Linked DNA regions of Homo sapiens: all the other regions are linked to region 4. The links are chromatin loops, found by intact Hi-C in ENCODE. Cell type or tissue: endothelial cell of umbilical vein. All regions are shown on one strand. Each heading gives the region's core, and the rest is flanking DNA. Links, peaks and the distances in the headings are about the cores only. Region 1 has its middle 9.6 kb from the start of LINC02695. Region 2 has its middle 86 kb from the start of CCDC83. Region 3 has its middle 25 kb from the start of LINC02695. Region 4 overlaps PICALM (phosphatidylinositol binding clathrin assembly protein). Region 5 has its middle 19 kb from the start of LINC02695. Region 6 has its middle 42 kb from the start of LINC02695.

Region 1 (5,047 bases), core at 491-4,490, 160 kb after region 4:
TTGATTCTGGTTTTCTAAGCTCCTGACATTAAATTACTCTCTTATTTTTTCTCCTTGGTTTGATTTGTGTTCCTGGCTCTGATTCCCAATTATTCCAAAACATATTAGTTTAATGGTTTGGCCCTACATTAAACCTTACTGTGAACGACAGCCTTAAATGCCCCCTCAATAAGGGCTTTTTATCTAATATAGACCCTGCATCACATCATTGCACCTAAGCTGCCTATGATCTAATCAAGGATACATGATTTTTAAACACTAAACAAAATATAAGGTTGAATAGGATTAAACTGTAAAACATCTTGCAGTTAACAAAGAAAAGGCAGTAAAATGCAGTGGGAAAGAAAATGCATTCGAGACATCTGGATTCTAGTTTTATTTGTCACTAACTGGTTGCAGGACTAACCAAGTCTCTCAACCTCAACTATAAAATTGAAGGATTGTTCTATATGACTTCTCAGAGAACTTTAAACTCTGTGACTAGTGCTATGTGGGTAGAGAAAGGGAGGGATCTCTTTGGGTGGGATTTGTTGAGTAAGTCTTCTGGGAAAAGAGGAAAAGGGATATAAGGTGAGCTTTAAAGATGTGTGGGATTTTTTACTGGGAAGATGAAAGTGAGAGCACTTGCAGAGTTGGAGGTAAAAATGTTGGTAAAATAAGGAAGGAGGAATGAGCAGAATGGCTCACGGCACAGCAAACACCTAACACGCCAGCCTGAGCACAGCAGCTGGTAAGCAGTGGGAGAGGCCTGGAGGGGCAGGCTATGGTGAATGCTGTTGGACACAGGCTGAGGGGTCACAGAGGATCTTTGTGGAGAGAAGATTAGTCTGGAAAGAGTGGGCAGGATGGAGGGGTGGGAGAATATATTGGAGAGGAGGAGAGGAGTTTATGACCATGGTCCAGTTATGAGTTAAATACATTTGGACTAGGGTAGCTGAGATGTGAGTAGAGAAAGTGGTAAATCTGAGAGGCATTTTGAAGCAGAGATTGAATAAAGAGGAATAAGGAGGAAGTGATCTAAGTTAACTAGCAAAGCTTGAGGGGAGATTTTGTTAACAGGAAGGGGAAAGGAATTTTTTTGGGGGAGGTTTGGTCTTCTAGGGAGTTTCATTGTTTCATTCTTAGACATGAACATGTGTGAACAGTTGTACTGGGAGTCTTTTAAAATATGTACATTTTTGTAGGCAGTTAGAAATGTGAATATTATTGTCAAAACAGATAGATGAGTTTCTAAGTGTTCACACTGAGGCAGTAGTTGAAACTGTAAAAGCAGATGCTGTGTATGAAGAAGAATATTACAAAGAGAAAGACATACAATAATTAGAAGAAAGAAATTATTACACATTTTATAATGCTTAACTATTTAGCTTTACATTTTATTTCTAACTTAAATCCAACTCTTATAGTACTCCTTTGACCTGTCCTACAAATTTATCTCTCTCAATCTTTTTTTTTGCATAAATATTAGCAATCTTTTCCTTTTCTTTGTGGGTAACTGTATTAGTAAAGACAGGTTAGCTTATACTAACACTCCAAATCTCAGTGGCTGCAAGGTATTTCTCATACACTCTACATATCTGTCACTTCCCCTCACATTTTATTGGCCAATGCAAGCCACACAGCCATATAAATCCTCAAAGGAGGTGGCAGTTTGATCCCCCAGTGTACATTAATGGGAAGAGTGGGACTATTTGTGAAAAGTTCTAATGATAACCATAGTAACACACTTTTTTCCTTAGACCGTTATCTACAACCATGCCTCCTCCACCTTTTTATTTGTACCGTCACTAAAACGTTTTCAGTATGAACGTTTTATAAGCAGCAGTATGGTGGCATAATTCTGTGGCATAATTCCAAGTTGTTTCTGCTTCTTTGCTCTTTTCTCCTTATTTTGATGCTGTCTTCCTTTGGTTCCATGACAGGCTCTCTTCTTTTCTTCCTTTCCCTATTCTTAGAACTGAAGAGACTCAAGGAAATGCTACAACGGAATCAAAACAATTTTATTTTATTTTTTGAGACGGAGTCTCCCTCTGTCGCCCAGGCTGGAGTGCAGTGGCGCGATCTCCGCTCACCGCAAGCTCCGCCTCCCGGGTTCACACCATTCTCCTGCCTCAGCCTCCGCAGGCGCCCGCCACCACGCCCTGCTAATTTTTTGTATTTTTTTTAGTAGAGACGGGGTTTCACCGTGTTAGCCAGGATGGTCTCCATCTCCTGACCTCGTGATCCGCCCGCCTTGGCCGGCCTTCCAAAGTGCTGGGATTACAGGCGTGAGCCACTGCGCCCGGCCTCAAAGCAATTTTTACCCCATCTCTCCTCCCTGTGGTTGGTTCCACTTCTCTTCCTTCTTTAGCAAGAGTCATTTCTTCCCCTTTGAGTCCTGCTGCACTTCCTTCTTTTTCTCACTTCCATGTCACTCAGAGGTTAAGGCAGTTGTAGAGCAAAACAACCAGCTGACAAGCAATAGATGTTATGCAATTCACCATTTATTCTGTGCAACATTAATTAGCTGGTTGTCCTGATTTTCACAGCCTGTGCCCACCCCATACATTGTTGACTTCATTACTTCTAATAAGAATTAATCTTTTTTTCCATTTGAATCCCACAGAATGTGGTTTGAGTCTCTAATCTGATTATTACAGTCTGCCCTTCCTCAGGGTTATTTTTGTATATGCTCCCTCACTAAATCACAACATCCTTATAAACAGTGATGTGCACATAATAGATACTCAATAATTGTTAACTCACTGATGAGTCCTAAATTTGACTAACTTGCCATTGGTTTTGGTAACATTTGGGTAAATCTTGATTCAGCAATTGGCACTCAGACTTTTGCTCATATCTAGAAAAAAAGGAACATATATAAATAGAAAAAAATATTATCTGTTGAAGACCTTTCTATTTTTCACCCTCCATATTAAGATTGTAGTACTATTGTTTGTTTACAATTCATACCACACCTGCTTTCTAAGAGGCTTTAAGTAGACGTATTAGGCAATATATTCACTTATTCATTAATTCATTCATTCACTGATTTACTCAATAGTCACTTAATGAGTCCCTATCATAGGCTAGGGATAGGATAGAAAGTCTAATAAAAGGTTGGGCATGGTGGCTCATGCCTGCAGTACCAGCACTTTGGGAGGCTAAGGCTGGCAGATGGCCTGAGTTCAGGAATGCTAGACCAGACTGGGCAACATGGCGAAACCCTGTCTCTACTGAAAATACAAAGTGTGGTGGCACCCACCTTTAATCCCAGCTACTTGGGAGGCTGAGGCATAAGAATCACTTGAACCCGGGAGGCAGAGATTGCAGTGAGCCAAGCTGGCACCACTGCACTCCAGCCTGGGTGACAGAGTGACACTCTGTTTAAAAAAAAAAAAAAAGTCGAATAAAATGTGGTAACCTCTTTCAAAATCTGGGAGCAGGGGGGAGACACATAAGTAAAGCAATTGCTACTGTGCCATAAACACTGTAGCCTAAAGGAGAAGCATCTAAGTGAGATTGGAACTTCTTGGGAGATGCGACCCCTGAAACTAGCTTTGAGGTTAAGAGGAGGAGATAGCTGGAGAATTGGGGATGGTGGAGCAAGGGTTTTTATGAGAAGGAAATGTGCCATGTGCAAAAACTGAGATGGGAAATAAAATTACATGCTCCAGAAACTGCTCAAGAAATTCAATAGGACAGATCCATAACATCCTAGTTGAGGAATGGCAGGAGACAAGCTAGTGAAATGAACATGTGTCAGATCTAAAAGCATCTTGTGTCTTAAAGTAAGGAATAGTAACATCAAAGCTATGGAACACATCGAAACTCCTCTGCCAGGCAAGTGGGGTCTCAGATGCCATTCTGGGATTATACTTACAGAAGCTGGGTGTGGTTATGGGTAGGGTAAGACACTCCCCATAATATGCATGGAATAGAACTGAGAGGATCTGAAAGTGAGGGCCCAGGGGACAAAGCTAGGATTAATTCAAAGCTGACAGGAAACCAGAAATAATTAATATGAAACATGACCAGAAAGTACTAAGACATAGCAAAGAGGAAAAAATGCAGGGTCAGAGGCACAGCTTAGCATCTTTTTGTTGTTGCTGTTGTTCAGACAGAGTGTTCAGTCTGCTGCCCAGGCTGAAGTGCAGTGGCGCAATTTCAGCTCACTGCAACCTTCACCTCTTGGGTTCAAGAAATTCTCATGCCTCAGCCTCCCGAGTAGCTGGGACTACAGGTGTGCACCACCACACCCAGCTAATTTTTTGTATTTTTAGTAGAGATGAGGTTTCACCATGTTGGCCAGGCTGGTCTCAAACTCTTAGCCCCAGGTGATCTACCTTCTTCAGCATCCCAAAGTGCTGGGATTACAGGCATGAACCACCACACCCAGCCACAGCTCAGTATTTTAAAGCCACCTTTTCCCTTTTTGAGCTCCTTGAGCCAGTGTCTGGATGGTAAAGGAATATTTTGAACTGATTTGGACCTAAGGCTATCCAAGTATTTTAAGCAGAAGAGTGATAGGGCCTGTTGTTGCTCTTTTAACTCTAGACACACAGCATCTTGCTATGTCCTGTGAGCTCTACCCCATATGTGTCTGGCCCAGAGAAAGTCCTCAATAAATATTTAGTGAATGGCATGGACTTGCTACTAATTGTTAAGCACAGGAATGTTTTGTTTAGTCTATATTAGGTGAGTATAATGCTACAAGAAAACTGATTTCATAGAAACCTACAAGAATTTACTCTTCTCTTTTATTTATTGTAATAAATGTCCACTAAAATTATGTTATTTACCAGCCATCCAAATGTAAAATTAATCTTTTTTTTTAACAGTATCTCAGACATACACATTTAAAGCATACACATTAAGGAATAAGACAATAGAAAAGACACCCAAAGAAGTAGAACCAACTAAAATATAAAAACAAAATAACAAACAGTTTACCAATAAAGTGGTATACGTTTGCGTAACATCAATACAGAAACAGTAGCTAAGATGATTGCAAAAATGGAGTTAAGCAATACAAAGCTGCTTACAAGACTTGTACGTGTAAATTCTT
Region 2 (5,047 bases), core at 314-4,313, 100 kb before region 4:
TAACTGGGAATGAACACTGAAATATGTTTTGCCAATATTTATTAAACCTGAACATGTATATACATATACTGCATGACACGGCAATTCCACTTTGGGCTTTATATCCAACTGAGATGAATGCTTATGTTCACCAGAAGACATGTACAAGACTGTTCCCAGCAGCTGTAATGATAATAGCCAAAAACTGGAAACAACCCCAATAACTATCAGTAATAGAACCTGTAAGTCAATTGTGCTATTCTCACTACTAAGCACTCAATAAAAAAAAAAAAAAGTAAATTGTGCTTAGTCACACTATGGAATATCACACAGCATAAAGAAGAATAAACTACTGACACGTGTAGCTATAATATACAAGTGAATCTTACAGATGTAATATTGAAAGAAGGCAGACATACAGTATGATTCAATTTAATAAAGCTCAAAAAGAAGACAAGCAACCAATCTATGATGATAGAAGTCAGAACAGTGGCTATCTTTGTGGTGGGTAATGACTAGGATGAGACATGAAGGGCTTTTCTGGTAATCTTGATCTGAGTGGTAATTAACCTGGGTGTGCTCACTTTGTAAACATTCATCAAGCAGGACTCTTAAGGTTTGTGTATTTGACGGGTGTATCTTACACTTCAAAATGGAGTGAAGTTGCCATTTTTTAAAGAATGGTAAACTTGTTATAGGTAAGATTTATCTCTATTTTTCTCAGGAAAAAAAAAAAACTTACTTTCCACTGGGACAAATCAAACAGCTTCTAGTAACCAACAAAAACAGCCTATGTGGCAACTCACTGATTTCAGCAGGTCAACAGAAATTGATTTTTTCTCTCACACTTGGAGAGTTCGGATCATGATTTTAAAGCAAGCCAGTCATAACATGTTAAGAATCCCACCTAATTTGTTAGTTGTGGCAGTTTTTCCTTCACAGTGTGAATTTGAGTCAGAAGAAAATATCAAGTGACTATATAAGGAAAATGGCTGTGCTTCCAAGACAAGGATACCCTCTCTCACCACTCCTATTCAACATAGTATTGAAGTTCTGCAAGGGCAATTAGGCAAGAGAAAGAAATAAAGGGTATTCAAATAGGAAGAGAGGAAGTCAAATTGTCTCTGTTTGCAGATGACATGATTGTATATTTAGAAAACCCCATCCTCTCAGCCCAAAATCTCCTTAGCTGCTAAGCCACTTCAGCAAAGTCTCAGGATACAAAATCAATGTGCAAAAATCACAAGCCTTCCTATACACCAATAATAGACAGAGAGCCAAATCATTACGGAACTCCCATTCACAATTGCTACAAAGAATAAAATACCTAGGAATACAACTTACAAGGGATGTGAAGGACATTTTCAAGGAGAACTACAAACCACTGCTCAAGGAATTAAGAGAGGACACACAAAAAAAATGGAAAAACATTCCATGCTCATGGATAGGAAGAATCAATATTGTGAAAATGGCCATACTGCCCAAAGTAATTTATAGATTCAGTGCTATACCCATGAAGCTACCATTGACTTTCTTCACAGAATTTTAAAAAACTACTTTAAATTTCATATGGAACCAAAAAAGAGCCCGTATAGCCAAGACAATCCTAAGCAAAAAGAACAAAGCTGGAGGCATCATACTACCTGACTTCAAACTATACTACAAGGCCACAGTAACCAAAACAGCATGGTACTAGTACCAAAACAGATATATAGACCAATGGAACGAACAGAGTCTTCAGAAATAACATCACACATCTACAACCATTTGCTCTTTGACAAAGCTGACAAAAACAGGAAATGGGGAAAGGATTCCCTATTTAATAAATGGTGTTGGAAAAACTGGCTATCCATATTCGGGAAACTGAAACTGGACCCCTTCCTTACACCTTATACAAAAATTTACTCAAGATGGATTAAAGATTTAAATGTAAGATGTAGAATCATAAAAACCCTAGAAGGAAACCTAGACAATACCATTCAGGACATAGGCACACCCTAATTGAATGGCTGATGGTGGCCATACAAATGGTATGGAATGACACCAGAGAAATACCAGAAACTGTGAGTAAATGGCAGTTGTATACAGATTTGGTGCAAGTAATTTGGGAGATGGGTATATGGCAGGCTATGTTCGATCTGAATACCTGAGGGCCAGATGATGAACGCTTTACCTCCCACATGAGGGACCTTGTATTGGGCTCTGCCCCGCCAAGTGCCTTCGGCTCCCTGGCCGCTCTCCTCACTCCATATGTGGGGTGCCACATACTTGAAGTGACTACTGCCATGGCGGCCCTTGGGGAAGCAAAGGGCCATTAGTGGGACCTAGGAATCTACACCATAAAAAGGGGAACAGTACCCCTTCTGCAGGGTGCCACCTCATGGGACAAAAAGGGGCCCCAGTGGATGACCCACATGCCACCAGATATAGATTGATTTGATTTTGGATAGGGTTGACCAAGAGAAAATTGATAGGCAACCCAATGAAGTGCCGTTAACTTTGTAGAGGCAACTGTCCCTGGAGCAGCAATTCCAGAAAATGCCCAAGAGGTGGCAGGATGATGCTGCTCAGCTCAGTACCCCCGGCCACTCCATCTCAAGCACTACTTGCAGATGGATGGAGGTATAGAAATTTTTGTGTTTGATAAGGGAACTGGCCGAGGTGCTCGGCTTGGGGGAACACTGGACAACTGGAGGCCACAAGTGGAATTGACAATCCACTGGTCCCCCACCAACATACAGCGGGTGCTGGTGCTGGTAGACACTGGCACAGATTGTACTCTCGTCTGTGGGAACCTGGATAAATTTCCAGGCAAGGCTGCATATATAGATGGCTATAGAGGTCAGTCAGTGAAAGTGAAACCTGCATCTTTGCACCTTGGCATTGGCTGCTTGGCTCCCCACTTATAAACTATGTTTCTCCCATACCTGAATACATTTTGGGGGTGGATACTTTACATGGCTTGGCTTTACAAACCACGGATGGGGAATTCAGACTCCAAGTATGTGGGGTTAAGCTGGTACTCCACAGACATACACATCACTAGCTCCATGTCCTGCCACAACCCTTATGGATTACTTCCACGTGTCAATACCACTTGCCAGGTGAGCATACAGAGATAACTGAGACTATTAAGAAGTTAGAAAAGGTGCAGATAATGTGTAACACCTACAGACCCTACAATTTTCCAGTATGGCCAGTCAAGAAGCCTGATGGAACTTGGCAGATGACAGTGGATTATTGAGAACTAAATAAAGTAATACCCCTTTTACATGCAGCTGTACCCTCTATCATGGATTTGATGGACCCCTTGACAATGAAGTTGGGAGAGTACCACTATGTGGTGGACTTGGCCAATGCATTCTTCTCAGTTGACATTGCTCCAGAGAGCCAGGAAGTTTGCCTTCACATGGGAAGGGCAACAGTGGACTTTCACAGTGCTGCCGCAGGGCTATATGTGTAGCCCCATCATACATCATGGTCTCCTTGCCACGGATTTAGCCGCCTGGAAGTGTCCAAAGGGAATCCACCTATTCCATTATATTGATGATATTATGTTAACCTCTGATTCTCTTGCAGGTTCAGAAGTGGTGGCACCCCTTTTACAACAACATTTGGCAGCATGAGGTTGGGCAGTCAACAAATCCTAGGTCCAAGGGCCTGAACTGTCTGCCAAATTATTGGTAGTTATCTGCTTGGGTAAAACAAAGGCTATACCAGAGGCCATCACTGATAAAATTCAGGCATATACCCGGCCCACAACAATGAGGCAACTACAGACTTTTGTAGGCCTCTTGGGATATTGGTGGGCATTTGTACCCCATTTGGCTCAGATGGTAAAACCGTTGTGTCAGTTGACAAAAATGGGAACTACTTGGGATTGGGACAATGAGGCTGAGATGGCTTTTCTGGCAGCCAAGTGGGCCATACAGCAAGCACAGGCCCTACAAGTAATTGATCGGGGCGCCCATTTGAACTTGATGTGCGTGTGACCACAGATGCTTTTGGCAAGGCCTATGGCAGCACACAGAGGGCTTTAGAATACTGGCAGGCTTTTGGTCCCAACTTTGGAAGGAAGCTGAGCTCTGGTATTCATTGATAGGGAAGGAGTTAATAGCTGCATATGCCACCCTTCAGGCTTGTGAGAGTGTGATGGGACAAACAACAGTAGTCATGCCTGTAGATGACTTACCCAATAGTGGGGTGGGTACCTTCACGGGTAATGACCCTCCGGACTGGGATGGCACAGACATCTACCTTAGCAAAGTGGGGAGCCTAGTCAAAACAGCAGAGTACCCTGAGTAAAAGCCCCTTATCAGCAGAATTACAAGAAGTCTTGGGACCTGTAGTCCTGATGCAAGATAAGGCCATGGGTCAACCTGAGGCACCCTTAAACCCTGAGCCATTACCATTTAAAGAGGGGCAGGCACCTCTTCCATTCCCAGTGGAGCATGGTATAAAGATGGGTCCAGCCAGGGTGTTACTGCTGCCTGGACTGCTGTTGCGGTCCAGCCTAGTATTGATACCATATGGTTTGATACTGGAGGTGGACAAAGTCAGTGAGCTGAACTCGGGGCAGTATGGATGGTGATCACCAAGAAGGAGACACCTATGGTAATCTGCCCCAGTAGCTGGGCAGTTTACTGAGGCCTGACCTTGTGGTTAACTACCTGGAAGTTACACGATTGGCTAGTTGGTCACTGGCCCATTTGGGGCCAGGCCATGTGGCAAGACCTATGGAAAGAAGGATGACCTCCTCTGACCAGGTATGGGGACCAACAGTAACCTGTGGTTGCCTGCCCTAATGCCCCTAAAGGCAGGGGAACAAAAAACCTGGCTTTGAACATGGACCCTTCAAGTCCCCCATTGCCAATGGTTGGCTATGGTAGCCCTCTGGGGGGAGGGCCTACAGTATGATTTACATGTCACTCCTTGGGTATTCAATATATGGCTTCCATGATTGACCGTTCGTAGGGGAATGCTCAGGGAAGGAACCCCCCTCCTTGTATTGTCTGTATGGCCTATTGTGAGCTCCCCAGTGACTTTGGCACAAATACAGGACACAAAG
Region 3 (5,047 bases), core at 621-4,620, 180 kb after region 4:
TGTGGACTAATAGTAAGAAGGGATGGGGGAAAATCTTCCAAGAAATAGACGACTATATTGAAAGCAATTAATCTCTGGATGAGTTATTTCTTTCTGTACAATTTTTCTCCATTTTCTAAGCTCAAAGCAATGCACAGTTAATACTTGTATAATAAGAAGTATTATAGGGGAAAAAATTGTAATGTAGATCATTTATTGACATTGAAATAGTTCCGTAATCACTAAATGAAAAAAAAAGCTACAAAACAATGTAAATTTTGATGATTTTTGTTTTAAAATATACACACACATAAAGTAAAAAATAGTGAAAGTGCATGCATCAAAATGTTAATAGTAGCCGGGCCTGGTGGCTCACGCCTGTAATCCTAACACCTTGGGAGGCTGAGGCAGGAGGATTGCTTGAGCCCAGGAGTTCAAGACCAGCTAGGGCAACACAGGGATACCTTGTCTCTACAAAAAATTTAAAAATTTAGCCAGGCATGGTGGTGTGTGCCTGTAGTTTCAGTTACTCAGGAGGCTGAGGTGGGAGGATCGTTTGATCCTGGGAGGTTGAGGCTGCAGCAAGCCACGATTATGCCATGGTACTGCAGCCTGGGCAACAGAGCCAGACCTTATCTCAAAGAAAAATTTTAAAAAAAGTTAATAGTGCTTACCTTTGAGTTGTAGAATTATGACTAATTTTTGTTTTACATTGTATTTCTGGTGTTTTCAAATTTTCTGCATCAATTACTCATAAATTTTATAATGAGATAAAAAGATAAGTATTATTTTTAAAAATAAGAGAGGCCAGGCATAGTGGCTTATGCCTGTACTCCTAGCACTTTGGGAGGCTGAGGCAGGAGGATCACTTGATCTCAGAAGTCTGAGACCAGCCCAGACAACATAGTGAGACTCCATCTCTACAAAAAAATTATTTTAAAAAAATTAGCTGGACTTGTGGCATGCAACCACAGTGCCAGCTACTTGGGAGACTGAAGTGGAAGGATCACTTGAGCCTGGGAGGTCGAGGCTGCAGTGAGCCATGATCGTAGCTACTGTACTCCAGCCTGTGTGACAGAGCAAGACCCTGCCTTTAAATAATAAATAAATAGAATAAAATAGGAGATATTAGAAATTAGAAGTATGTAAATGATAGGATAAGAAGTTATTGTGTTAGAACCCATAGGCCTTCATATTAAATTATTTTAATATCAGATGGCATGCTAGAATAATAATGTGACTCCTATAACTGGAACCATAGAATAGAATTTTTTAAATGCTCTCTGAATGTATAAAGAAAAAATAAGATTTAATTGTGACATTCTGACACCCACATGCTAGGGTAAGTTCAACACCTGTGCAGGCTGCCTTCCCTCCCAGACAGTTGTGTCTGAACACCACCGTGGACTAAAACTAACAAAACTAACAATTTATGATATTGGCACCCTTCTTCCCTATGTCATTCACAGGTCTGCTTCATTCCTACGGATTAAACACCTCTCCAGGATCCTAGATTCAAGCCATTGCTTCTCGCATTTCCACCTTCTCACTCCTAAATTAAATGAGGGCTGGCTCTGTCCAAGAACACAATCTTTACTTTGTAGAGAAGGTATCTACCTCACAATTGGCTTTGCATTTCTCCAAATTCCAGACTTCTGCTGGCAGGATGTTCTAGTCCCAAAAGTGACTCCTGGCGAGGCCAGATTCTGTTCCCACCATAAGGGATGGAGCCTCACAAATATGCAGCTATGTGCCTTTGTAGTCTCAGCCTCTCAAGAGTACATTTTCTTTAGAAATAGTTATCCATCTCTGCCTGTTGGTAATCACTAATTAAAGGTTTGGGTAAGATTTCCTCGCAGCAAGAATCCTGCTATGAATTTCCTTCCTCCTAAATCTTAGTCCCTTGCGAGACCACACCAGATGCCAATCTTGTACAATTAGGAGGTGGATTCAGAATCTGCCAGGATTCTGAATCCTGCATGTGACTGCACAAGCTTCTCATCCAACACATACACAGAGGACGCTGGACAAACGCCTATGCTTTGCTGCCAGTTCATGCTGGGCTCCAAACCCTATCAGATCTCTTGCCTCAGCAGCTGGACTGAACAAAGTGGACTCCCTGAGGTTACTTTTGCCCTCCTGACTTGAGAACGTCCCAGACACCAATCCCAAGGCAGTGAAGAGATGAAAAGATGAAAGCATTACAAGAGTTAACAAAAGCCGAGTCGCCAGAGGTCACTGACGGGGAAAGTCTCTCAGCCCACTTCTGTTTATAACCACTTTATTCCTTCAACAGAATCCCCTGCAGAATCATTTCTCTAAAACCTCCATCTATATCTGAAATCCCCATTTTGTCCTGGAGTCTCTTCAGAGATCTTTTTTCTTTGGAAGGAAGGACGGAAGCCTTGAGCACCCCCTGGAGGTAGGCGTGTGCTAGTAAGCGTCTCCTTGGACTGTGGTTCTTTTTGTACCAGTTGGTAGTAGCTTTCGTACCAGTTCGTTGATACTTTTGTCACCTGGATTGCTGACTTTCGCTGGTTTCCAGTGCTGCCTCTAGGTGACCTATCTACAACTTCTATGACAGCTGACTGTCATAGGGGCTTCCACCTTCTTTGTATTCTAGCCTTGATAAGGGGAAGGATCCCTTGCCCTGCTGCAGAAATAAAACAGCCTGTTTCTCAGCCTTGTCCTCCATTTTCTCCTGTAAGACAGTTTGTTACTCATACAATTCTACTTGACATCTCTCCAACTTGCGTTGCTCCCTTCTTCTGTATCCTTATTACTGCTCTTCAATTTGTGTAAAATTATTGTCCTACCTTCAGCCCTTATCCTTATGAAAACCTTTTCCATTCTTTAAAAGCCCAGTTCACTGGCCACTTTCCCCACACCTACCTCTGAAATCCTGTAAAACTTATTTACAAAGTTCTTATCATACACTGCCTTGTATTTTAGTTATATCTGTATATATTATCTTACTGTATCCAACCAATTACCCAGCACGGTGTCTAAGATGCAGTATTCAGTTAATAATCATTAGATAAAAGTTGAATTAAGTTGTTGAGGGCTGTTTTCAAACACCCAATTTTCTAAGAATAGAGAAAACATTACTGTTAAAGATGAAAAAATACAAAGAAAGGAAGAAATAGAAGAAAGAGATGGGGCAGACAGAGATACAGGAAAGAATGGTGACTATGTAACTATAAGTCATGACGAATTCTCTCCTGAGAATACCAGTATGTTATAGAAAGAACACTGACTAAGTGTCAGAAAACTCAGCTCAAGTCCCATTTGGTTTTTAATGAACTGAATGATCACTAACCTACTCTCTGGGCCTCAGCGTTTTCTCTAAAGAACCAAAGCAGTGGGTTATATGACCTCTGAAGTTTATTACCATGTTGACATTGTATGACCATCTCTCTATTCAAGCATAGTGGTAGGATGGCGCTCAGATTGCACCTGTCACAGAGACTGGCATACTATGTGTGCTAATAAGTGCCAGTTCCTCTTTTCTTCGCACATAATGGAAATATTCTGCAACATTCTCAATTTTAATAAGGAGAAAAGTTCATCTTTATCCATTGAGGATAACATGGTAAAAGAGAATTGTACTACGTATTTAATTTAATTTTATGGAAGAATTTTTCAGTGGTTAAGTCTATTTTTAATTCCAGGTCTTGCCATATGCTGTTTCAAGGGGAAGCTTCTATTCTACAACAAACTACTTTTTGAGTCAAATGAAGAACTGAAAAATAGTTAGGCTTAAACAAATTCTTAGTCAACCACATCATGGTCTGGAAAGACACAAAAATCATTTGGCAAAGATTGCTCTAAATACAGTGAGAAAGGAGAAAGGCAGCAGGTGATGCCAATCAAAAAGGAGAATGCACTTTGGGAGGCTGAGGCGGGTGGATCACAAGGTCAGGAGATCGAGACCATCCTGGCTAACACAGTGAAACCCTCTCTCTACTAAAAATACAAAAAATTAGCCAGGCGTAATGGCGGGCGCCTGTAGTCCCAGCTACTCCGGAGGCTGAGGCAGGAGAATGGTGTGAACCCGGGAGGCAGAGGTTGCAGTGAGCTGAGATGGCGCCACTGAACTCCAGCCTGGGCGACAGAGCTGGACTCCGTCTCAAAAAAAAAAAAAAAAAAAAGGAGAATGACTTTAAATAAGATATTAGGAGATTCTGGAGAATTAAACTAAAGTTTTTGGAACCTATGACAATTGCAGATGTTCAGATTAATATGTGTAGGAACAACTTTTGTATCCGTGATTTTAAAGGAATAAGGAGTTCTATTTGTGGGACTTTTCACATTTACTAAACTTTAGTTCTTTATTTTTCTAAAAACTGATTTAATTTCACTATTTTATCAGGATGTTTTCCTGACTTACTTAAAAGAAGTCTAAACTACCTGCCATTCCTGCAAAAACATGGTGTTCTTTCACTCGTCTGTGTTTTTGTGGGTGCTGTTTCCTTCTCCTGGAAGTCCTCCCTCCTATTCTACCCTCCAAAACCTATTTTAAATCTCTGTGAAGACATGCTGTACTCCAGTCAGCAAAGTAAGTTGCTCCACTGTGGTCCACCAGTCTTGGCTCATAGCTCTCTTATTTTCATAATCACTGAGGCCCTCACTGGGTGAACACCAGTTACACCCAGTTGGGCATCAGTGTAGGATTTGAGGAGGAAGCTGATTAGGACACCAGCACTCAATTATAAGAAGCTAGGAGCCTTTCTTTATTGAACATCTAATACTATTATCTGTTAAAAAACTTTATTTAATGTTTTCCTCTGATGCTGTTCTGAGTATATTCTGAGAGGCTCTTAATAGAAGTGAAATTGTGTGGGGGAGTGGGGGGGGGATCTACAAGAGGAGGGTGCTGAGATAGGAGGGTAAAGATAAGAAACTCCAGTCCCAGAAGTCTTTGCAAGATGCAAGATCTAAGTTTACCCATTCCCATATTCTCACTTAGTTGACCTTTTATGGTTCTTCAGATTTCAGCTTCCTCAGGAAAGTGTTTCATGATCTTTCTTTTGAGAACAATCACAACATCATAAACCTCTCATCCATA
Region 4 (5,047 bases), core at 496-4,495:
CACTGCCCTCCAGCCTGGGAAACACAGTGACACTCTGTGTCTAAAAAAAAATAAATTAAAATAAATTTTAAAAGGCAATCCTCCCCCCACCAGAAATGTAAAAATAATTCTACCATTTGTAAAATTGCCAGGTAAAATGACAGCACTTTCCCTCTCTAAAAACTATTCAATAGAAAAACTGCCATAAGTCTTCACAAATCATCTCATTATCTGGTCTGTTTATTTTAACAAAGTTCTTCCTGAAGAAGGTAACCTGAAAAGACCTCCAACAATGCTAGTTTCAGGTGCTTATGAAGAAATAAAAAATTTAACAGAGGTAAGTATTCCTGGGAATATATACCACATAATTGCAAAATTGTGTTGGGTGTCTTCAGAACTTTAAAAAGCAACAAAATCATTTTGGGAGGCCGAGGCGGGCAGATCACGAGGTCAGGAGAGCGAGACCATCCTGGCTAACACGGTGAAATCCCATCTCTACTAAAAATACAAAAAAATTAGCTGGGCATGGTGGCGGGAGCCTGTAGTCCCAGCTACTCAGGAGGCTGAAGCAGGAGAATGACATGAACCCGGGTGGCGGAGCTTGCAGTGAGCCGAGATCGCGCCATTGCACTCCAGCCTGGGCGACAGAGCATGACGCCGTCTCAAAAAAAAAAAAAAAAAAAAAAAAGGCAACAAAATAAAGTTATGTTGCAGATGCAGAGATCAGAAATATAGAAATATACATGAGGAACGAAAGAAACAAACTGTCTTAGTGTTATAAGAATGGATGGTGATAGTCTGTGAAAAAATTTCTAATGTAAATTAGAAAGATCTTACACAAAAGGAAAGATGTTATATAACTTTAAAAAAGGGGCTGTGGATGACCAAAAAAACACAAAATATCCAATATATACATGAATGTAAAATGAGTCAAATGTCATGTGGTGAGGTATGTATGAGTGGCGAAAAGAAACTACTATTTTAAAATCACAGATTACTTCTCTTTCTAATAACTTTTTAAAATTTTATTGATTTATTTTTATAGAGACGAGGTCTCCCCCTCTGTTGCCCAGGCTAGTCTGGAACTCCTGGGCTCAAGGGATCCTTCTCCTCGGCCTCCCAAAGTGCTGGGATTACTACAGATGTGAGCCACCGCACTCAGCCAGATTACTTTTTATAGTAATCTTTCATATGTATTCTAACTAGTGAGTTTCAATATTATGAGGCTGACTGCTTCATCTATATCCCTAACATTTACATATTTAAATAGGTTAAATAAATAAAACTTGAGGGGCTGTCAATGTCTCTGGGAAAATGCAGGCTTGCTTTATATTTGGGGTTACCTTACATTCAGGTACAAACAGTATAGGTGTATATATGTTTAAGTGTGTGTATATATTCCAAAATGCTTTAAGTGAGACACAGGATGAAGCCACACACTTTCAGAGCTATCCCTTTTGCTGGAAATGACCCGGATGCAATTCAAATAAACAATGGATTCACCTAAGTATATGCCAAATACTTAGATATACAAAGCTGAGAAGATGCAAAATTTCTCCCCTACTAAACTGAGGTCTTTGGGGGTAAAGATACAGCCTCACAATACATTATGGTGATTGTAATCTGTATGTATAGGATTCAGAGATGGCAAAAAGACCAGGCAATTGTTTTGGAGGGGAAAGCAAATTTTCCCTGGTTTCAATTTCATACTCTCTTAACTCATCATACAATAGTTACAGCACTTTTCACACTTCATTACAATTACTAGCTCATATATCAGTCTCTCCTATGAGAGAGCTCACTAAAGGCAGTCCATGACTTCTTCATCCTCAAATTGCCAGCACCTAGCAGGATACACCTTAAATATTTATTAAATTAATACTAGTAAATGAAATGTAACTTAGAAGACATCTGTAGAAAGCAACAATATTCTATTTAGTCTAAGCTTCAGTGCAGCAAATTTGGAAAAAAATATATTAGCAATCTAGAGAGCAGCATAATTGCTTTTTCAAGTTTATACCACCCCATATTCCTCCTCCTGCCACTATACTGATATTATGAACTACCTCAATAAAAAGCCTCTACTTCAAGAACGGAACACAGAAGAGATTTTTTAAAAGGCATTTTCCTGGCAGAGAAAGGACTGACATCCTTTTTATTTGTGGCAGAGGAAAGATGAGGAACTGAAAAGGGAATATGTAGAGAAGAAAGAATTCAGATAGAACTGGGTACACAAAGCAAACTCCTAAGATACTATATATTAATATATGTCTGAAATTTAGCCTCTTAAGTCATGGCTGAACCCAAGCCAAATTTACCGAACTGTTCAAACTTTAATTTTAAAAGTGCAAACTAAATTGTTTTAAATGAAGTCATTATGTAATTGCTCTAAAATTTTAATCAACACTGAAAACACATTTTTCAGATCAGTCTAATCTACTGTCTCTTAAAATTATCTTTCATTTGTCTCTTTACCCACTAATGTCATAAATACAAAAACTCTTAGAACAAAAGTGGAAAGTTTAAGTCATGAAAATGCTCTATAGAAAAACATATACTCTTGGAATACTCTGACTTCACTGCCACTGACTTGTATTTTCAAATGAAAGAGTTGTTCCTCCCCCCTCCTCTGATTATCAAAATGTTTTAAATTACTACGTAAGCCTTCTTAATATAAGAAAGTGTAAACCTAGAGCTTTCCGTTGGCATTCTGGTAAACTCTGCATTCCTACCACTAGATGGCAGACTGTACAGAGGAACAACAGGACCCTGGCAAGAACACAGATGCATTCAGGCTCATCTGTAAACCACATTCTTAAATCTGAGATTGTTTAGGATTCCATTCTAGTACTCTAAAGTGGTGATTTTCAAACCTAGATACCTTAGGCCCATCCTAGATTCCAAATAAGGATTACTGTAAGGGATGAGGAAAATCATATTTTGGTAAGCACCATCTCAAAGATTTATTACTTCTATGTCAATTTTAAATTTATCAGAAATACAAGACAATAAAAAGCTACTTAATGGAATAAAAACTCATCACTTAATATAAGAATTAAAAATTTTATTTAAACAATAAGAAAACAAACTGAAAGTATTACAGTGCTCCAACATGAAAAAATAACATATTCATGGTATAAATTACATTCTCTTCTTTGAAGATCTTAAATTTCACAATGACAACCCCACCTATAGGAAAGAAAACATATTAAGTATCAAGTAATTTAAGAACAAATGCCAAAATTACAAACACTTTTTTGTATTACATGCTAAGAACTTACTAACTGTTCGTTAGCCCAGTTAAATATCATCAGGACTCTCAAAAAAAAAAAAAAATCTAGTACTGGATCAGAAAAATACAGAAACCTCATTTCCTAAGCAAAATGAAAGTCAACTAACAATACATTGAGAATACTACTTACCTCCACCAATGCTGTGAACCCAAGCAGGGTCCAGAGTGGGGGCAGAAAAATTCTCCTTTCTTTCCAACAAGACAGGGAAAAAGAAACCAACAACTGAGAGGCTCTGCAAGTGCAGATCAGAGTACTATAAAGGAAAAAACATTTATGGTATAATATCTATAATTATTTATAGATAATTCTGGAGAGGTTAAAGGAATTGGGACTAAGTCTGGAGAAAAGTACGTTATTAGTTAGGAATGACCAACCGTCCTGGTTTTGCTGGAACAGTCCTGGTTCACACCTGTTGTCCAGGGTCCCATTCAGATAGCACACCCTTTCACTCTTAAAAGTGACCCAAGTTTGGATGACATATTACACATCACCTTAGTTATAAGCACACTAATAAAAGTTTACATGTAGCTAAGAAATTAATACACTACCAGTAGCAGCTATTCACAGTGCATTTGCATTTTCCTTTTATGAGTGCTATATTCTAGTTCTTAGCCTCCTTAAAACACAAACATGCTTCTATTCTGCCTACTTTGCCCTCTAACCCCTCTACCCATGACCATTTTTAACAATAATCTCTGCTTCTGTTTTTTTCACCCCGGGAAACTCATCTAATTTCTTAACCTCAAAGAAAATCTCTATGCAAATCATTCACAAATTTCTTCTCAGAAAAATCAATCTAAGGTCTTCTGGGGGAGTTAGAGACATTAGAATTTTTCACCTCTGTGTCCAAAAACATCTCACGTTTAAAAAACAAGAACATGGTCTCAACTATAACCTAAATGTCCCATTTTTGTTTTAATTAATAACACTCATTCTTAACTTTGTTAAATTCTCAGGAATCCTGTCTCTTTGTATCTTCCACAATGTGACACAGCGCCTTATACATGTGTTCATATGACAGCATAAATATTTGTGGATTTGTAAGTGAAACAAAGGCTCATTTCTCCACTCATAAGATCCAGGAGACAGAAGTAAGGGTAACAGCGAAAAAGCCTTCCCTGTAGGTAGGTTAAAGTTTTTCGTTAAGAGCCAAACCCATGTCTAAATTAAGTAGGAATCCAGAAGATTTTTCATCTCTTCTCTTAAAAATTTTTAAATTCTGCCCAGTCACAGGGAATAATGGATTGCAGTTAGACTCTCTGCCAGAGGCTCCCTCACTCAGAAAACACAAGTTCCGTTCCATGTCCCCAATGCACACAGAACAACGAGAATCTTTATATTCCACTTTCATGAAGCTTTGCAAACCTCAGTAAGAACAAACAGAAATCCCATTTATTCTAGTATTAACTGCATACTATAATACGCCAATAGTGTCTTAGGAGTTAGAAATATACAATAGTGGACAAAGTTTCTATTATCACGGAGCTTATATACTAATGGGAGGAATGTAATCAGTAAACAAATGAACAAATAGATGGTGGCAAGTGCTAAAAATTTCTTAGCTCTTGGAAGGGATGGAGCTATGTGTTTGAGGGAGGTTGCTAGGAAGGAGCCCCACATAAAATGACTTTTAAGAATTATGGCAACAGTGGTAGTGTGTCACCAGTGGCCTGGAGGCCTATGGAACTGACCATCATGATCAACTACCACCTTCCACATAGTGAGTAAGTGTGAAGGCCTCCCATTCATTCTATATCTCACATGTCTGCTCCACC
Region 5 (5,047 bases), core at 602-4,601, 130 kb after region 4:
TACTAGAGGTGGGGAAGGGTAGAGCAGAGGGGGAATAGCCAAAGGTTGGTTAACAAATACAACAGTGCAGCTAAAAAGGAGGAAGTTCTAGTGTTCTACAGCACTGTAGCATGACTATAATTAACAACAATGATTGTGTATTTTCAAATAGTCAGAAGAGTGAATTTTGAATGTTCCCAACATGAAGAAATGAGAAACGTCTGAGGTGATGGCTATGCTAACTACCCTGACCCGATCATTACACATGGTATACTTGTATCAAAATATCACCCTGTACTTCATAAATATGTACAATTATTATATGTCAATTCAGAATAATAAAAGAAAAAGAAGAAATGGCCTTTGGCTCTGCTTGCTCTCTGTCCTTACTGCCACTGCCCTTCTTTAGATCTCCATCAATCATCTCTTGCCAGGACTACTCTAAAAGCCCCCTAAGTCCTTGGGCATCTAATTTGACACCTTCCAATCCTCTCCTCTGCTGCTAGCATGCTCTCTTTAAAGCTGATCATGTTAATCCTCTTCTCTGAAATCTTTGACGGACTGTTGCCTACAAAATAAAAACCACACGCCTAAGCATATCCTCTTATACCCTTAACAATTTGGCCATTACTTACCTTCTAGGACTCAATAAATATTTGATGAAAAAGTGAATGCTCTCCTGCTAGAAATCCTGTTAACAACATTCCCCACACTTCTTATTTAAGAGTCAAGTTTAGTGAGTGTCCCCAATGCATTGAATTTTAACAATCACTATTTTATCATAGGATAATAGAAACAGTTGGAACATAGAGTTGAGTCCTGCATTTGAATGCATTTATGGCTTTTTCTCTTTATATAAATCTGGGCAAGTTAATTCCTGCTTGTGGGCCTCAGTTTCTCCATTTGTGTAAAAGAGGGTAAACAAAAGATCTCTAAGGCCCTGCAACCCATGTCTGTACTAGTCCCTGACACTAGCATCTCTTTGAAAGAAGGAACCAGGAAGGTTAGTCCCTAGCCTGCCAGAGATGTGTGCCCACAGCTAATTCCTATACTCAGTAGCTTGAAGGCATCCTTACTTTATCACCTTTAACCCTTCAGCACTGTGTCTTGTAATCTCCTAACTGGGCCCTCACTGAGTCACAGTACTGGGGTTTTAATCTTCTATATAACAGCATCTGAAGCTGAGACAATGGAGCTCTCAGAGCCTTTAGCTATGATCTTATCTTCTGATCAAGATTTTCTTGGCTTGTGATTGCTCAGCCATGATGGGGTGGAGAAAAGCCCCTACGCTAGGAAGTGCTAGTGCTGACTCAGCATGCTGCAGGTCTGGAATTGGAGCAGAAACTTGTGTGGACCAGCAGGGACCTTGCAGGCTTAAGGAAGAAAGAGAGGAAAGGGCCAGGCAAACCTAAGAGAAACAATCCTGAAGGCAGAGATTTCAAGACATGCAAAACAGCAGGGTTTCTGTAAAGGAGAACTTCTTTACTGAGAACCTCCCGTATAGTAGACACTTTAACCTGGGCTACAAATCTGCAAGGCAGGTATTATTATTATCCCATTTCACACATGGGGAATCAAAAGTTCAGAGATTAGTCAGGTGCGGTGGCTCATGCCTATAATCCCAACACTTTGGGAGGCCAAGGTGGGTGGATCACCTGAGGTCAGGAGTTTAAGACCCGTCTGGCCAACATGGTGAAACCCTGTCTCTAATAAGAATACAAAAATTAGCTGGGCATGGTGGCACGCGCCTGTAGTCCCAGCTATTCGGGAGGCTGAGGCAGGAGAATTGCTTGAACCAGGGAGGCGAAGGATGCAGTGAGCCATGATCGTGCCACTGCACTCCAGCCTGGGTGACAGAGCAAGACTCTGTCTCTCTCTCTCTCTAGCAAGACTCTGTCTCTGTCTCTCTCTCTCTCTCTCACACACACACACACACACACACACACACACACACTCTTCAGAGATTAACTTTTCCAGAACCACATGACTAGTAAGTAGCTGTGGGGTTCAAATGTAGGTCTCCAAAGGTCTGTGCCCTTTCTTTCACACACACTGAGAGGCATCTGAGAGGGACTTAGGAAGTCTTGAGAGTAAAACTAGATGGTCAGTGAATGCCCATTGGATGGCAATTTCAAGCAAATGGACAAAATAGTAATGGGATAATATTGAATCCTAAATCACCAGCAGTAACTGTGAGAAAGGTAGAATTACAAACTCCCTGCTAAATAGCTTTAGGTCATAAATGAATGTTATCCTTTGGAGGGCACAAAATGAAGTGGTTAATTCCTTGAACACCAATGTGACTAATAAGCAAGCCATGGCATCCGTCATCTCGTCCGCACAGCTGTCTGGGTAGGCTAATCTCTGGCTCAAGGCCCTGGCTCCTGTCTGCCCAGTGGCATGCTGCACTCTGATCTCCTGGCTCCACAGTGAGCTTGACATTTCTGCTGAGTCTGACTCACTTGCTCCCAGCCTCAATTGTTCTGTGCCAATGCAGACTTCTTTTACAGTTGGCCTACTTAGAAACACAGGATGTTAGTGTTGGAAGGGAGATCCTTTAGAAGTCACCTAGTACAATCCCCACACATTACAAATGAGAAAACAGGCCCCAGATGAGGCTTGGTGATGACGTGCCTAAATTCCGGTCAGTTTAGTTATAAGGCATGATAAGACCTCAGCCACATGGCCCATAGGGAGGAAGCTGGGAATGAGCAGGACTGGAGCTGGCAATGCTGCATCAGCTGTAGGACTCCTAGGGCTGGGGTGGAGCACAGGGAGTGGATCCAGCTCCTTGGAAGAATGAGTTGGGTTAGGGAAGCAAAGCGTCAGGAACCCAGCCAGGCAGTGTGGAGTTCAGGGTAGCACTTTTGAAATGTGTGGCTGGGGAGAAGAATGAGGCTGAAGGTCAGTTGTGAAGACTGGACCAACATGCCCAGGAGGGTGAGGGGGTGTGAAGAAAAGTCACAACTTGAGGCTATCAGGGTGTGCAGAGTTCACCAGAGATGTGATAAGGTCCAGAGCAGTGGCAGCACACCCCACCCCCATGCTGAGTTGTGGCTGGTGCACTTCTGCCCTCTTTTTTTTTTTTTTGAAATGGAGTCTAGCTCTGTCGCCCAGACTGGAGAGCAGTGGCATGATCTTGGCTCACCACAACCTCTGCCTCCTTGGTTCAAGCGATTCTCCTGCCTCAGCCTCCCAGGTAGTTAGGACTATAGACGTATGCCACCACACCCGGCTAATTTTTGTATTTTCGATACGGACAGGGTTTCACCATGTTGGCCAGGCTGGTCTCGAACTCCTGACCTCAAGTGATTTGCCTGCCTTGGCCTCCCAAAGTGCTGGGATTACAAGCGTGTGTCACTGCACCCAGCCACTTCTTGCCCTCTTTAGGAAGGTTCCAGCCTGAAGCTGGAGGGAGCTGGTGATTTCATATCATAGCCAAAGAGCTGGGGAAGACAGCACTAAAGAACACCATCTATTCTGCCTCCCAAATGTCTCTAAGGTGTCCTTTACCTCCATTTCTACTGTCACCACCCTGAGCCCTGGTTGTCACCCACCTGAATTATTGCAACAGCAGTTTAGTTAACCACTTATCCTCTGCCTGTACTATTTCTAAAGCACTCTTCTCATTGCCACCCAAGCAGTGTTTCTATGACGTGAAGATGTCACTTGCTTTCTATAAATGTTGGATGGCTTGCACTGCCTAGCAGGCTTTCTCTCCTGGGCTTCCATGTGAGAACCAAGCCCTCCAGAAAATTATCTGAGTGACTATTTCAGGTCTTTCCAGGATGGTACATAGTTAATACCATTCTAGGTGTACAGGGGAGAGAAATTTATTTGTATGATAGATGTCTTAAGTCATCAGGGCTTAATTTTTCTGGTGGAATCCTGATTGGGAAGGGCTGGATAGAACAAAGCCCAGATATATGAACCTGGCACATTAGATCCTACATGACTTCAGCCCAGTGTTCCTTCTAGCCTTATCTCCTATTCTCCCCACTGTGCATTCTGTGCTCCGGTCACACCGAACTCTTGCCATTCCTTCATCTAGCTATTCTGTTCATCTGTTAATGTTCCTCCTTCAACCTGGTCTCCTTCTTGGACTTTAAAATCTTAGACATCCATCATTCAAGACCAAGCTCAGATGTCACCTCCTCTCTGCAGTGGTGCTTTCTACAGCCTTCAAAGGCACATCAAATTGTTCCTTCCCCAATGTGCCAATAATATTTTTGTATGTGTGTACCACTTCATTATTCATAATTGGAGGTTTACAAATCTGTGTGACTTAAAAATTTTGAGTTTCTGCACAGCAGGGAACATCTCCTCCACCCCCTGACCTGAATAGATGTTTGTTTAACTGAATGGCCTGAAGCCCACTAGATAATCAATGATAATGCTAATTCTGGAACACATGACTTAACTCTTATTCCATCATTATTTGGGTTTCTATATATGACTACAACTAGATCGAACATGAAGTATGTCACTGTCAGATATGCAGCTGTGCATGGTGATAGTGTGGGCTGGGAGAAGACTTTCTGAATAATTACTGACACAATGAGGGAGTGAGACCTGGCAGATCTAAGTGGGAATGGGGAATGGAGCCAGAAAGATGTTAGATAAGGTATAGGGGTAGACTTCATCAAGAGGTATGCAGAGGACCAATTTTATAATTTCTACAGGAAATAAGAAAAGGAAAAAAGAAGAAATAATTAGTGGTGGGGTTAAGTGAAGGAAATATGTCAAGAACTAATGTCTGAAATGACTCATCAAATCTGAAATCTGATAAAGGGAACTTACATTTGCGTAGTGTAGAATATCGTCACATAGATGATCTCATTTAATTCTCAGAACAACCCTGAGGTGGAGGGTGGGGTGCGTGGAGGGCAGGTAGGGAGTGTTGCACTGTTGTTACAGTCCTCTCTTTACAGAGGAGATGACCAAAGCTCAGAGAGCAGAAATTACATGCCAAACATCCAGTGTCCCTAAGTGATGCAACTGGAACCAGAGACAAGTCAGCCTGTCTCCTGGTCCAAAGCCACATTCACCTTTTTTTTCAGAATGGGGA
Region 6 (5,047 bases), core at 320-4,319, 110 kb after region 4:
AAAAGTTTGAATTACCTAAATATCCAGCAATAGAAATATTACCAAATCAATCATGATACAATTTCAATGGCAGAATTTAACAAAAATAATGTTGTTGAGGTATGTTCACAGATATAAAGAAGTTAGTATTTTATAGTTCCACTTAAAAGTAAGTAGATATTAATTACTATATTCTGAATTATCCCATTTTTGTTAACAAATATATGCACAAAAAGGTTTAAGATACCTTTATATAAGAAGTTTATGTAGTTTCTACATCAGCGGGATTCTGTTGTGCTTTCTTTTACTTCTCTATTTCCTAATTTTTAAATAAAAAATAAATAATAAGAAAACCCCAATTTTTAAAAATGTTAATGAAATGAGAAAACTGAACTAGGAACAAAGAGAGTAAGAAAGCTAAGAGGAAAAAATGTACCATGGTGCCATGGTGGATGGGGATAATAAAGAAAGTAGAGAAAAGACGTTCTTGGAATTGTTTTTTTTGAAAGAGATTTTCTTATTTTCCATAAAGTTAAGGGGAAAAATATTTTTGTTCTCAGAGTTTTTCAGTGTGCTTTCCAAGCCATCAAATTCCTAAATATAACCAAAGTTGATGATTTTACAAGTAAGCCAATATAAACATAGTAGATGTTTATATTTCAACATTAACAACGTGACATTGGAGCTGCAAAAGATCTTCCCAATTGGCCATATTTTATTTTTCTCAAAAGTTTCCATTTTCAGTCCCCTTTTAAAATACATCCAGTCCCCCCTCCCCACCCCCACTCCACCCCTTTGTGGCTTTAAAATTTCAAGAAAAGGCAGAACCAGATTAACATAGTAAAACTGGGGACAGAGCATGTGGAAGAAAGGAGCAAGAGGGAGGTGGTAGAAGGTTACGCATTTGGGGAGGAAGAGGAAGAGAAGGAATTTTTGCAGAGCCTTGCCTCAAAGAGGTACTACTCAAACTTAGTCAAATCATGTAGGCTCTTGTTAAAATGCAGGTTTTGATTCCGCAGATCTGGGTGGGACTCCCTGGTGATACCCATGCTTACTGGTCCATGGACAACTTTGAGCATCAAGGCCTTAGACTCTGGGACTTTGCTCTTCCACCCTGGTCACATTTCACATGGGCAGCCTCTGGCTGTGATAACCTCTTTCTTTCTAACCTAATAGGGTTTTATTTTATTTATTTATTTATTTATTTTTTTGTCAAAATACCAAATATTGGAAACTTTTCAGAAAGTAGTTTAACCATGAGCAAGGTACAGTTCAAGGTACTCTCCATGGAAGAGAGTAAAATGGGAAATACAATATGGAATGGGTAGAAGCCCCTGATATACGAATGTTATTTGTTATAAAGGGCGTGGTGTTGTGGAAAAAGCCCTGGACTGGTTGTCAACAAAACTGGCTTCAATACTAGTGATTACTAACTAGCTATATGCCCTTGTGCCAGTCATTTTTCTCTGGTTCTCTGTTTCCTTTCCTGTTAAATAAAATAATTGGTCTACATGGCTTCTAAAATCTTTTCAGTTCTGACACTTGAAGAATCTATAAAGGAGATCCTATATCAATAGGAAGGGAGGGAAAGGGATGTGCCACCACACGCGCAGCTGCCAAGGATCCTGTACATGTGGTATTACTGTGGTGGAATCTCCCATTTGTCTGCCCAGATGCAAAAATGTTATTGGAGTGAGAGACTGGGAAACTTGCCTGGTATGAAATCCTAGTACCCCAACTTCCTGCTTTTGGCAATTTAGAGTCTTGGGAATCAGTCCCAGCCCCTATAAAATAAGGCAGACCCTGTAAACATGCCTTCCAAGAGCCTCCAATGTAGCTCTGACAGCTTTCAAATTCTAAGCTCCTCAATCCTCCATTCTCAGGCCACCCTCAGGTTTCACCTCATTCCCCTGTACTGGTCAGCAGCCAAATTCTGCAGCCTCTTGAGCTTAAGGTCCCAGCCAAAAAGCCTGACTGCCCTCCTACTTGTGAACAAATCCCAATTCTTGAAGCAACCCCAGCCCTCCCCAACAGACTCCCTGCTGAACCCTGAGTCTCCCAGATACTCAAACTTAGTTCAGCCCTGTAGCAATCAAGCCTCAGGGATTTGGGCTGGCTGGAAGCTGACACTTCTCTGTTTAAGATAGTCCCATCTGCAGAGTGAGGATCAGCCCCTAAATTGATAAGCACAGGGTGGGAAAGCGACCTGCCCTAGTGAGATTACCCAGACTCTAAAGTAAGGTCCTGCAGCTCCACCTCATACCTCCATGGACACACACTCTTTGGCTTTTAAGTTATGAAACAGACCTGTTGCTATTCTAAGGAAGTCTCACAAGTCACCATATAAACATGCCAGCTTCAGGCAGCTTCCTGTGGTTTGCCAAAAACCAGCTGGGAAGGCAGCCAGACTCCCGCCACCGTCCTGGAACCCCCTCCTCTAGCAGACATTCACTCAGGGCATGACCTCCTGAGGTGCCCACTTGGGATGCAGGAACTTAGTGGCTGCTAGAGTTGTTATTTTTCCCTCCAGCCCCAGCCTGGGCTGGGCTGAATGATGTGGCTGGCTGGTACAAAGGCTGCTTTTTATAATGTTCTTCTTTGGTATTTTTGCTGTCTGGAGAGGGCTTCCTTTCCTCCCACAGTTAATTAGCAGCATCAAGCATTTCCCTTTCTCCAAAAGAAGTCTGTTCCCACCCATGAGGCCAGGCAGAGGAGGTGGCAGGTGTGGCTAAATGCCCCCTGAGGTTAACCTCAAACTTAAACTTAGAGCCCTACTTGGTTAGAAGTGATGTGAAATGCAGGGCTAGCTTCCATTCTGGGCAGAGTCGGCAAGTGGGCACACGTCCCTGGCAAGCTAGCATCCCAATCAGGTGAGGGGACAGAGAAGGGGGTGGGGAACCAATGTGTGTTTGACACATTTGTGAATTGTTTCTACAACAAAGACTTTTTTAAAACAACAGAGTGAAGCTTTATATATTTGAATGAGAAGCACACAGAAGGACCTATTGTCTGGAGGAAAAATTGCATGAGTAATTGTGCATGACTTCAGACTTCCCAGTTGAAATGTTAGGCATATTAAGGATGATTGAGGGCATTCCAGTGTTTTCAGTGTGGAGAAGAGGGAGGACAGAGCTCCCAGGACTAGGGGAGGGAGGCAGGTTGTGTAGCAAGACAAGGGAGGAAGGAATCTGAGGAACTCTGTACCCCACTTTGCTCTCTGGTTTCCATTTTTCCTCTATTTAATTGAACTGCCACCTCCTACAGGAAGCCTTCCTGACCCTATCTCCTTCCTCCACCTGTCACTCTAGGTGTTCTTCTTGATACATATCTCCTGTCTTTTCATTATTTACTTGACTATGATACTGTGGATGGGCCATAGAAAAGAGAGGATGGACTCCAGATGCCACTTCCTAGATGTGTTACCTTGGACAAGTTACTTAGCCTCTCTGTGCCTCAGTTTTCTTGTCTATAAACAGTAATACCTTGTAGGGTTGTTGAGAGGATTAAATGTGTTAAAACCCATAAGGAACTGAGAATAGTGCCTGACATACAGTGTGCACCCTCAATAAATGTTAGCAATTATTTATTTTTATTTGCATCCCCTCTTGTTTGCACAGGACCTAATATATCATGGGGCAGCTGTGTTCAACCCTCATATGCATCTTAATTGCTTGAGGAGCTTTAGAAATGTACAGGCCTGGCCTGGGCTCCATTAATCTATGGGTGAAACCTGGTAATGGTATTTTGGAAATGTTCCCTGGGTGGTTTTATTATGTAACCAGGTTGAAAACCAGTGTCATAAATGCTCAAGGAATATTTGTTGAATGAATGAATGAACCAAATGGGATCAGAAAGAACAAACCCCATGCTGGCTTCGGCAGCACATATACTAAAAATTGGAATGATACGGAGAAGATTAGCATGGCCCCTGCACAAGAATGACACACAAATTCATGAAGTGTTCCATATTAAACATATATATAGAGAGAGAAAGAACAAACCCAGGTTACCCCATCTTTAGGAATGTGAAGGCATGATGATTCTGTCTCCTTCAGAAAGTTGATTCTTCCTGAGACAGGTTTCAAGAGAAAAATATGACAGAGAATATAATGGAATACATGAAAGAAAGAATCATAATCCTAGTCATCTCAACATGAAAGTATTGAAGAAATAGAAAAACAATTGCCTAGAGCTCATATTAGAGATCAACAGTTATTTTCTCTTGCTCTCCCTTCTGTGTATGCAGATTTATTTCCTGGAGTTGCTATAACAACTCTAGCTAGAAGGTGAACTTTGACTTTTCCTCTAGTTTTAATTTCGATTTGCTACTCAATCTTTAATTTAGAGGACATAAAAATTTATCTCAAATAAAGCATTTGCACCACTCTAATGTATATTCATGCATGATGATAGCATAATTATAATTAACTGCTTTACCTAGTTGGTCCACAAAATTTAAACTGATTACTGCTTGTAGAACATTAAGTCAGGCACCTCAAAATGGAAATAGGAAACTAGGCCGGGGTGGTGGCTCACACCTGTAATCCCAGTACTTTGGGAGGCCAAGGAGGGCGGATTGCTTGAGCTCAGGAGTTCAAGACCAGCCTGGGCAACACAGGGAAACCCTGTATCTACCAAAAATACAAAAATTAACTGGATGTGGTAGCATGTGCCTGTAGTCCTAGTTACTTGGGGGGCTGAGGTGGGAGGATCACTTAATCCCAGGAAGTCAAGGCTGCAGTGAGCCATGAAGGAAAATTAAATTTAAGAAAAGAAGATGCTATATACAAGGAACAGTGACAAGGTGAGAAACTAGCAAACCTACAGTTGTCTAAGTAGTTTTTGATGCCTAATATTTAAAAAGTTAGTAAAAATCTTGCATTAATTCCCAAATGAAGAGAACGGGAAATTTTAGAAAATAAAAATACTTAAATATAGGAATAAATATTCTTCATGACCTTACTAAACAACAACAAATAATGGGAGAGATGTACCATTTCCTGAATGGAGGATCAATAATGTGAAGGTGTCATTTCTCCTCAAATTGATCTAAAAGGCTGGGTGCGGT

What was found. Hi-C counts contacts between places; a loop is a spot of excess contacts. Peaks named below come from ENCODE experiments on the same cell type or tissue, not always from the same donor. Only the 100,000 strongest peaks of a DNase experiment are listed, where the experiment ranks them.
Region 1: it touches region 4 in a loop (4-fold over the local background); 97 of 110 quality-filtered maps call a loop at or near these places.
Region 2: it touches region 4 in a loop (4-fold over the local background); 9 of 110 quality-filtered maps call a loop at or near these places.
Region 3: a loop joins it to region 4, with 6 times the contacts of the local background. A loop is called at or near these places in 35 of 110 quality-filtered maps.
Region 5: it touches region 4 in a loop (6-fold over the local background); 7 of 110 quality-filtered maps call a loop at or near these places.
Region 6: it touches region 4 in a loop (5-fold over the local background); 7 of 110 quality-filtered maps call a loop at or near these places.

The regions. Positions count from the first base shown.
Region 1 is chr11:86,200,619-86,205,665 of GRCh38, forward strand. No RefSeq gene overlaps it. Among named protein-coding and RNA genes, the nearest start is that of LINC02695, 9.6 kb to the left of the region's middle. RefSeq lists enhancers at 1,592-2,092, 2,093-2,593. In endothelial cell of umbilical vein, for the core only: no CTCF peak of the experiment used is centred there; no DNase peak of the experiment used is centred there; H3K4me3 peaks cover 293 bases; H3K27ac peaks cover 454 bases.
Region 2 is chr11:85,939,021-85,944,067 of GRCh38, forward strand. No RefSeq gene overlaps it. Among named protein-coding and RNA genes, the nearest start is that of CCDC83, 86 kb to the left of the region's middle. In endothelial cell of umbilical vein, for the core only: a CTCF peak has its summit at 2,514 (motif pointing right); a DNase peak (open chromatin) is centred at 2,551.
Region 3 is chr11:86,216,260-86,221,306 of GRCh38, forward strand. No RefSeq gene overlaps it. Among named protein-coding and RNA genes, the nearest start is that of LINC02695, 25 kb to the left of the region's middle. In endothelial cell of umbilical vein, for the core only: a CTCF peak has its summit at 2,415 (motif pointing left); a DNase peak (open chromatin) is centred at 2,392.
Region 4 is chr11:86,039,361-86,044,407 of GRCh38, forward strand. All of the region lies in intron 1 of PICALM (phosphatidylinositol binding clathrin assembly protein), which reads right to left. It overlaps LOC124902730 (a long non-coding RNA gene), which reads right to left. Exons shown (of 2, transcript XR_007062822.1): 1 at 3,402-5,047; 2 at 3,029-3,168. Among named protein-coding and RNA genes, the nearest start is that of PICALM, 27 kb to the right of the region's middle. In endothelial cell of umbilical vein, for the core only: a CTCF peak has its summit at 2,713 (motif pointing right); a DNase peak (open chromatin) is centred at 2,711; H3K27ac peaks cover 1,321 bases.
Region 5 is chr11:86,171,858-86,176,904 of GRCh38, forward strand. No RefSeq gene overlaps it. Among named protein-coding and RNA genes, the nearest start is that of LINC02695, 19 kb to the right of the region's middle. RefSeq lists cis regulatory regions at 2,621-3,118, 4,314-5,023. In endothelial cell of umbilical vein, for the core only: no CTCF peak of the experiment used is centred there; DNase peaks (open chromatin) are centred at 1,234 and 2,484; H3K27ac peaks cover 3,609 bases.
Region 6 is chr11:86,149,383-86,154,429 of GRCh38, forward strand. It overlaps the pseudogene RNU6-560P. Among named protein-coding and RNA genes, the nearest start is that of LINC02695, 42 kb to the right of the region's middle. RefSeq lists a cis regulatory region at 1,883-2,393 and an enhancer at 1,984-2,484. In endothelial cell of umbilical vein, for the core only: no CTCF peak of the experiment used is centred there; DNase peaks (open chromatin) are centred at 2,389 and 2,929; H3K27ac peaks cover 1,947 bases.